2 separate regions of the Homo sapiens genome follow, and region 2 is linked to region 1. The links are chromatin contacts, found by Hi-C in ENCODE. All regions are on one chromosome and are shown on one strand. The core of a region is the stretch at or near the end of the contact, and the rest is flanking DNA. Distances in the headings are between cores, read along the strand shown.

Evidence for each region. A loop is a pair of places that touch in the nucleus more often than their neighbours do. Pooled maps may share reads with other maps.
Region 2: a loop to region 1 is called in a map of gastrocnemius medialis, with 2.2 times the contacts of the local background. The contact joins two enhancer-like sites. A Hi-C loop is called at or near these places in 4 of 168 maps with a recorded cell type or tissue (PC-9, cardiac septum, endothelial cell of umbilical vein and 1 more) and 9 of 50 pooled maps.

What each region holds. Positions count from the first base shown.
Region 1 is chr1:173,120,266-173,124,657 of GRCh38, reverse strand. No RefSeq gene overlaps it. Among named protein-coding and RNA genes, the nearest start is that of TNFSF18, 72 kb to the right of the region's middle. RefSeq lists a silencer at 1,094-1,388 and an enhancer at 1,415-1,980. Within about 2 kb of position 1,622, at least 28 of the 41 ENCODE cell types and tissues checked have a DNase peak (open chromatin) inside an H3K27ac peak, as active enhancers do; they include endothelial cell of umbilical vein and gastrocnemius medialis, where a contact is called at or near this core.
Region 2 is chr1:172,931,826-172,936,084 of GRCh38, reverse strand. No RefSeq gene overlaps it. Among named protein-coding and RNA genes, the nearest start is that of TNFSF18, 120 kb to the left of the region's middle. Within about 2 kb of position 2,049, at least 23 of the 41 ENCODE cell types and tissues checked have a DNase peak (open chromatin) inside an H3K27ac peak, as active enhancers do; they include endothelial cell of umbilical vein and gastrocnemius medialis, where a contact is called at or near this core.

The DNA.
Region 1 (4,392 bases), core at 373-2,872:
AGTCACAAGGTGCTCAGTTGGGGAGCTTCTGAGCCAGAAGGAATTTCACAAGGTTAATCTCTCAGTTAAGGTGGTGCAGGAACAAATCCCAATGGTGGAATGTCATCAGTTAAGGCAGTAACCTGCCATTTTCACTTTTGTGATTCTTCACTTGTTTCAGGCCATCTGGATGTATACTTGCAGGTCACAGGGGATATGTTGGCTTAGCTTGGGCCCAGAGGCCTGACATTCCTGTCTTTTTATATCAATAAGAAAAATAACATAAAATAGTATTGAAGAGTTGGGGCAGTGAAAATTTTTCGGGGGTTGTATGGAGAGATAATGGGCAATATTTCTCAGGGCTGCTTCGAGCAGGATTAGGGGCGGCGTGGGAACCTAGAGTGGGAGATATTAAGCTGAAGAAGATTTTGTGGTAAGGGGCGATATTGTGGGGTTGTTAGAAGGAGCATTTGTCGTATGGAATGATTAGTGATGGCCTGGATGCGGTTTTGTATGAATTGAAAAACTAAATGGAAGACACAAGGTCCGAATAAGAGAAGGAGAAAAACAGGTATTAAAGAACTAAGAATCGGGAGGGCCCAGAACATCTAATTAGAGAGTGCCCAAGGGGGTTCAGCATAATTACTTGCTTGGTTGGCGAGTTTTTTGGCTCTATCCTTGAGTTCTTTTGTTGTTGTTGTCATATACCAGGCCAGATTGATTTAGGTAAAAACAACACTCTTCATTTAAAAATTATACAGAGTCCTCTTTTTTAGCAGTAAGTAGAGGCCTCGGCGATTTTGGAGGAAAGAGAAATGCAAAGCCAGCAATTGTTTGTTAACAAGGAATTGCTTAACGGAATGATATCTGGGGGAGGCAGGGAAATGAGTGAGGGCGTAGGAATCCTGGGGACCAAGAAGCAGCAAAAGTTCTTAGGGTGCTCTGAGTTTCTGAGAAGGAAGTGGTGGAGAGAGAGGCCAAGAGCCAGCCTCTGACAATTCTAAACATTGCCCGTAGTCACAGATGCTCAGTTTATAGACTCAGAATGAGTGTAGTCTTTCAGTGCCTTGACAACCCTTCCCCAGCAGGGACATGTCAGGTTCAAAGTCCGGAGGTCACCTGAGTACTTAATTCCGAGTCCATTTACTCTAGGCCTCTCAGTCTCTGCTGAAGCAGGAACCAGCCCTGATCTCCTTATTTGGGTATTAAGGAGCTGGGAGCTCATCGGACCACTAGAGAACAGGCAGTTCGGGGAATTAAAGGCAGATTAACAAAGGTTTGAGAGTGGAACTGGGCTCCCTGAATGCCAAAAGGAGGAAGCTGTCTACGCCTTCTGAGCCCAAGGCTTTTTTGCTTCCTTTGCTTGGCTTATCCAGCAAGTAGCTGCAGTGTCCCAGGAATGTGCTAAGTAAAGGAAGCATATGGTTGGTTTCACTTTTAAAATTAATTGCAACCTAGAGAAACTGGCAGAGATAGTATCCCTCCGGGGCTTCCGCTTCTCTGTGATGCAACTGGGGCCTGGAGGGTGCAGCTATGATGCAAATAGCTTGGGCCAGCACCAGAGTAATCTCTAGTGGGTGGAACTGTCAGAGGGGATTTTCTTTCTGTTAGGAAAAAAAATTGCATTCTTGCCCAGTGGTAAGAGGAAGAAGCTCCCGCATTTGCTCAATGAATGGAGACACAGCTGCAGAGCAGGAAATCTGAGTTCTGGTTCACTCGACCTGCCTGATTGTAAAGAGTAGTTGATTTTTTTTTTTGGTCCCTGTAGAAGGGTCTTTCTCTTGGCCACTTTAAGCAAGGAATAAAATGGCTTGTTCTCTTCAAGGGAGGAAATCGATCCTCCAGATCTGGGCCAGCACATTTACTTCACACAGCATATTTCTGACCCACCCACAAAATTTGGAAGTTTGTAGTTAGAGAAAGTAGAAGGCTGTCCAGATGAAATAAATGTCCTTCTGCGTCAAAACAGAACTGCTGACTTGACAGACATGTGCTTTGCAAGACCATTTCCAGGAGTGATGACAGAGTTATGATGGCCCACAGAACCTTGTACTTTCATTTACATAATTTGTAAGTTACATCCTGCCTTTTCCTAAAAGGAAAGATTTATGGTGCTTTACAAAAACAAACAAAATGAGCAACCTGGTGATTACAGTAGAAATGGAAGTTCTAAGATAGGAAGATGGAAATATTTAATTAGTAAATATGCCAAAAGGGAAACCAATATTATTACTGTGAATTGCATGTTCAAATAGTGAAAAGAAAGCAGCTCAAGTAGCCAAGTAGCCAAATAATAAAAAAAAAGAAGAAAAGAGGAAAGAGAGGGACCTATACTTATATAATATCTAGCATTACACTATCATTACACTAGGCACTTTTGTAGCTTTCCTTTAGTCCTTAGAACAGCCCTATGAGGGAGTTATTATTGTTGTTCCTACTTTATAAACAATAACAGAGAGTTTAAATATAGTAGCCCAAGATTGTATGACTAGTAGTTGGGACTAGGATACAGCTTTTTATTTTCATGCCTAATGGGGATCCAAGAAGATAGATAGTCTCAGTGGAGTTAAGAGTGTGGGTTCTGGAGAAACAGATGTATGGGCTCAAATCCTGGCTCCAACAAGTACTAGATGGATGCCTTCTGGAACATTATTTAACTACTCCACGCCCCATCTCTGAAATGGGGATAATGAGGATTACATGTGATAATCTATATAAAGCAAGTAGAATAATACTTGGAACACAGTAAATGCTCACAAAGTATTAATAATTGTTATACAGAAACTGTGGGAGTGGGTTGGCCAACAACTGTTGTGGTTTGTATTTTTTTTCTTCCTGGGTATCTTTTAAAGATAAAATTGAAACAGTGTCTGTCTATCACTCCTCTATCATAATTATTTGTACATTTATGGCAGCATATTCTTTGGTTGGCTCTTCCTATGGCAATACATTGTAATATTCTCCATAGAAAATAGAAAGATAATTCAATATTTAACCTAGCATGGCTGATCAAAATTTGTTTTTTTATGGATGACAGACGGAAAATTTTTCTTTCATCTTCAGCACTATTTATTTATTTATTTATTTATTTATTTATTTATTTATTTATTTTTTGAGACGGAGTCTCGCTCTGTTGACCAGGCTGGAGTGTAGTGGCGCCACCTCTGCTCACTGCAAGCTCCGCCTCCCGTGTTCACGCCCTTGTCCCGCCTCAGCCTCCCGAGTAGCTGGGAGTACAGGCGCCCGCAACCATGCCCGGCTAATTTTTTTTTGTGTTTTTAGTAGAGACGGGGTTTCATCCTGTTAGCTAGGATGTTCTCGGTCTCCTGACCTCGTGATCTGCCCGCTTCGGCCTCTCAAAGTGCTGGGATTACAGGCGTGAGCCACCGCGTGTGGCCTCAGCACTCATTATTAAATGTTCCCGATGTAACTGCTTGCCCGAGGATAAAGCTTCAGAGAATTCCAGCCCTGGAGTTCTCTCACATCTAGGATGTGATCTAGGCTGAGAGCTGCTGCCTCAGAAGCTCGTCCAAATTGGCGAAGCTTTTTAGCTCCCGGTTTCCTATCCCCACTGGGCTAGTCTTCAGGATGTGAGGAGGCCTTGGAGACTGAGTCATAGTGGCTCTCAAGGCAACATCTCATTAGATTCTTCTTCTTGGAGTAAACAATAGAGTCCAGAAGCCTGATGAGGTCTGCTTCTGGGGGCAAGCAGGTTGTTTCTGGGGGCAACGTGCATGTGTAGGTACTGCTGGCAGTCCGTGGGCCCTACTCATGGCCCCAGGACCAATGTGGCCAGCCCTAGGCACCATGCCATTCTTTCCTCGGCTGCATTCTTCCCTGGTGAGGAGTTGGCAGGCCAGACGGTTATGCCTATCTGGAGCTGGTGGACTCCTAAACTTACTGCTTCTAGGGCTTGCTTGGATCTCTCCCCTGGGTTCATCCTTCAGAGGGTAAACCACAGTTGTGGTATGTGCATCCCTATGCTTCAGAGAGGCTGAAGAATAGTGGTATTCATCAGAGATGGGATGAGGTGGGAGTGGGCCCTCCAGATTATTATGAAGCCATATCTCCAAGTAAGAGGGGAGGATATGTTTTATTTAACAGTTTGGTACTCGATTGTAACATTCATGTATTTATATGTATAGTATGAGGGCCTCCCTTTGTACTCTTACCATGGCTTCACAAATTTTGTGTGTGGACCTGTTGGTGAGTGACAGATCTCTGATCACAATTTAGCATGTATCTTGGGCGCCTGCGCCCAGTTTGTTCAGCTCTTTTCATGAGCCTTCTTCACCCTTACTAAGAACAACTGCTTCTCCTATGTTTCTTGCAGTTTTACTCTGCTGGTCAAGTAAGAAATCTGAGGCTGCATTGGAGAAAGCATGCTCACTCTAGGTTAAGCTATAAAGCAGT
Region 2 (4,259 bases), core at 800-3,299, 190 kb after region 1:
ACATGCATGCACACACACACGCATGCATGTGCATGCATACACACACATTGTTCTGTTTCTCTGGAGAACTTTAACATACTCTCTCAGAACTTAACCTGTTTTTAAATCTGTTCATTTTTAGTAAGAATATCTGAGAAATAAAATCTCCATTCTTAAGAACTAGCATTGTTTTTTTAAAAGAGAATAAAGCATACAAGGAGGAAATACCTTCTTGCCAGTCTGTGATGTGTGTGTATGCACATGCGCGCGTGTGTGTGTGAAGGATTTGGTTTCTAAGGAATAAAGAAAGATAATAATGAGGAGTATCAACAGCAGATCTGTAAGTTATTTTATGGTATTTTATGATATTTCACATATTATTCAGATGCTGCTTTAATTTTTCAAGATCCTAGCTGGAAGAAGTATGAAAATGTGATTCCTGTTGAATGCCATCCAAGAGAAATAGACTCTGGCAGTATAGGGGCAGCAACTTTATGAAGAATTCCTTTGGTTATATGAAGAAAACAATAGAATTGCCATATTGTCAAGCAATTCTACTCTTAGTATATACTCAAGAGAAATGAAATCATATATTCACTAAAAATGTGCACACACTCATAGCAGCATTACCCAGAATAGCCAAAAAGTAGAAACAACTCAAGTGTCCATCAGCTGGTTAATGGATAAATAAAAATGTGGTATATCTATACAATGGAATATAACTTACTCTCAGAAAAGGAATGAAGTACTAACACAGGTTGCAACATGAATGATCCTTGAGAACATTATGCTAAGTGAAAGCAACCAGTCACAAAAGCACACATATTTATACAGCATTTCCATGATACTATTTATACAGCATTTTCGTAATAGGCAAATCATGGAGACAGGAAGTAAATTAGTGGTTGCTAGAGGTTGGAGGGGAGAATAGGAAATGGATTATTCAAGCATAGATTTCTTTTGAGAGTGATGAAAATATTCTGGAATTAGATAGTGATATCTGCAGTTATGTGAATATACTGAAAACTGTTGAACTGTACATTTTAAAATAGTGATTTTTATGGTATGTGAATCTCATTTAAAAAATCAAGAGCAGTGTAAATTATCCATTCTTTCCATGATAGAGCAGGACAAATGATGAATGTATATGTTGGCCAGTGGCATAAGTGCAATTTGAAGCTTCATAGCATGGTAATTTGTGGCTTACAGAATGCTCACATTCTTCAGTACCTTAAAATTGTTGATCCTAATGTGCTCCTCTTCTCTTTTCTTCTCATCCCCACTTTTATCCTCTACCATACATACAAGTCATTTCTAGTGTAAATTTTAGCTGTACATTTCCATGTTGCAGACATTACAATTTTCAACATGTTCAATGACTAGGCCCAGAAGAGGATGTCATCCAAGGCAATGTTTTCCAAAGTGGATCAAAATTACTGAGGAAGGGAGTCTTTTAAAAAATCAGCTTCCAGGACTATGCATAGAAGCAAGGAATTTACCTTGATCACGAGCATCGCAGGAGATGGATGCATAGGCACATCCACGTTTGGGAATCTGCTTCTAGAAATTGAGCAAGACTTAATGCGGGTTCTTTGCCTGTTCACTCAGTGATGACAATTATGGTTAAATAAACTTTCCTAGGCCTCTGAACTTATCATTGACTCTGTCTCCTTTGTAACTCTGCTCTCCTCTTCCCAGATGACTGGCCATCTGGATGCTGTAGTGTCAGGGGAAGTACACAAAGCAGCCTTCCCCATTCCGTGTGAGAAGACTGACATTCTCTGCACTTAAAGGCAAAGATGCTTGCATCAAATTTACCGAATAAGGCACAGACTCACTTCAGGACCCTGTGTCCCATTGTTCCTTCTATATTTGGAAGACTAAACTAAGAGAGTTCTGATAATGGACCAAGGGATACACCATCTATGACGTTATTATTAACACAAATGGGTTAAATAAGAGGAAAAATAATTTATCATCTGTGTCCCTCGCAGGCAAACAGGAAATCCTTCTGATAGTTATCTGGCCAGCATGACTCAGCATGGCTGTGACTCATCTTCCATTCCCTGGTGTATTTCTAATGTGTACCCATAGTGTGAGTCCATGGAGGCTGCCAGGTTTTTGTAATCCCTCTTCTACCCCTACCCTCAACCTCCCAGGCAGCCTGAGATCTGACAAAGAGAAGTTAAAAAACGCAAATATTCCAAATCAGTGACTGGAAAAAGTGATATCACAAGCGAAACAAGAATCCAGTCCATAGGCCAAGACTGCTATCTCTCTCTCTTTTTTTTTTTTTTTTTTGAGATAGAGTCTCGCTCTGTTGCCCAGGCTGGAATGCAGTGGCGCGATATTGGCTGACTGCAAGCTCCGCCTCCCGGGTTCACGCCATTCTCCTGAGTAGAGTAGCTGGGACTACAGGCGACCGCCACCACACCCAGCTAATTTTTTTGTATTTTTTTTAGTAGAGACGGGGTTTCACCGTGTTGGCCTGGATGGTCTCGAGCTCCTGACCTAGCTACCTGCCTGCCTCAGCCTCCCAAAGTGCTGGGATTACAGGGGTGAGCCACCACGCCCGGCCCAAGTCTGCTATCTCTATTCCAACAAGGTAAGAACCAATCTCCAAAACAGGCCTCTAAATGAAACTGATTTTTTCTTCTTAAGCAACCTACATCAAGACCAAAACCTAATTAATGACTTCTTAAATTCTATTTTTTTAATATATAAATCCCCCCAAACATTTAAAAATACCTTACTTTCTAGAGCCACTATCTAGGAGCCACTTCTGCTCTGGCTGTCCAGTTTCACCTGAGTTTCTCTTCCTGGCTGTGTTTTTCTGTTCTTAGGCTGGTGATGAATACCAACAGTAACCCTGAGAAGTTCACCTTTGTCCCTTCCACTCAGCCCACTGTGTGCCATACTGGGAACTGAAGAACTAGCCTCAGGGTAAAGAAAGCTAGTGATTGCAATCAAAATGAAGCAGAACATCACATAAGATTTGATTCCATGGGATTATCCCAGAACCCCACGTTCCTAGACCTGATACCATCTTCAAGCAGAAGGTGGAATTGACTTTCCCTATATTCCAACTTTTCAGCTGTAATTCCTCCTTTTGGCATGTGCCCCATTTAAGATGCCTTTGATGTTCAAGTTAACTTGGTTTTATATTTAGTAAGCATTGTACAAGTATAGCAAGCAGGAGTGTACTTTGATCATGACTGCCCATTTCTCACTGTCACTCCATTTCTGTAGATCAGTGATTTTCAAAGCATAGTTCTCAGACCTGTGACAACATCAGCACCTTGGAATATGTAGAAATGCAGATTCTTAGGCCCCACCTCACAAAACTCTGGGATGGAGTCTAGCAATCTGTGTTTTAATAAGTTTTTCAGGTCATTCTAATACATGCTAAAGCTTGAGAGCCCCTGCTCTGGTATCCATGAGATAGCAGTTTATGCCTTCTATTGTGAAGCTCAAAGCCAACCAGATAGTACAGAACCTCTAGGAGAAAGGCAGAGGATCTGAAGCTGATGTTGGGGCAAAACACAGAAGCCACCTTTAGGCTAAACAACTGTAGCAATATTGGCAGCATAAGCAGCAGAGGGCAGAAGGGGCTATGACCATTGAGTCTCCTTTTGCTGGGTTTCCCACTAACCTCTTTTGTCTCCTCTGTGTCCCTGGATTTTCTTTCAGTTGATCAGCACTTGGGAGTATACACATTCCTATTTGAACATTACTCCTTCCACAGACAGTGAGTGGCTCTCTTTCTCATCTTCCAAAATATGAACGTGTACACAGAGTTCGTAATTTTATTACATGGGAGCCAAATAAACAGAGCACAGTTCACGGAAAGAACAAAGAGTTTAGCTTGAGTCCTAGACACTTTTAAATGATCAAAATATATTTATTTATTCTATGAGTTCAGTATGATGGTAGACCTTGTTAACAATTGGCTAACGTGTTCATGAGGGTATTTTGGTTTATTTTATTTTCATGTGTTGGTGTTCAGCAATAGTCTACTATCACATCTCCTAGGTTTCACTTTCCTCCTTCCTTCCAATCCACTTGCTATACAGAAGCCAAAAGGTTTTTTTTTTTTTTAAAGAAAATTCCTTCCCACCACTTCCTTCCTTAGAAATATCCAATGACTTCAAATTGCACTTGAGATAAAAGTTAAATGAATTTCTAAAACTTACAAGAGTCTTCATAATCTGGTCCTTATGCGGGTTCCTACTTCCTCAGCTACCACGTTCCCCTTTCATATTCACTAGGCTTTGGTCACC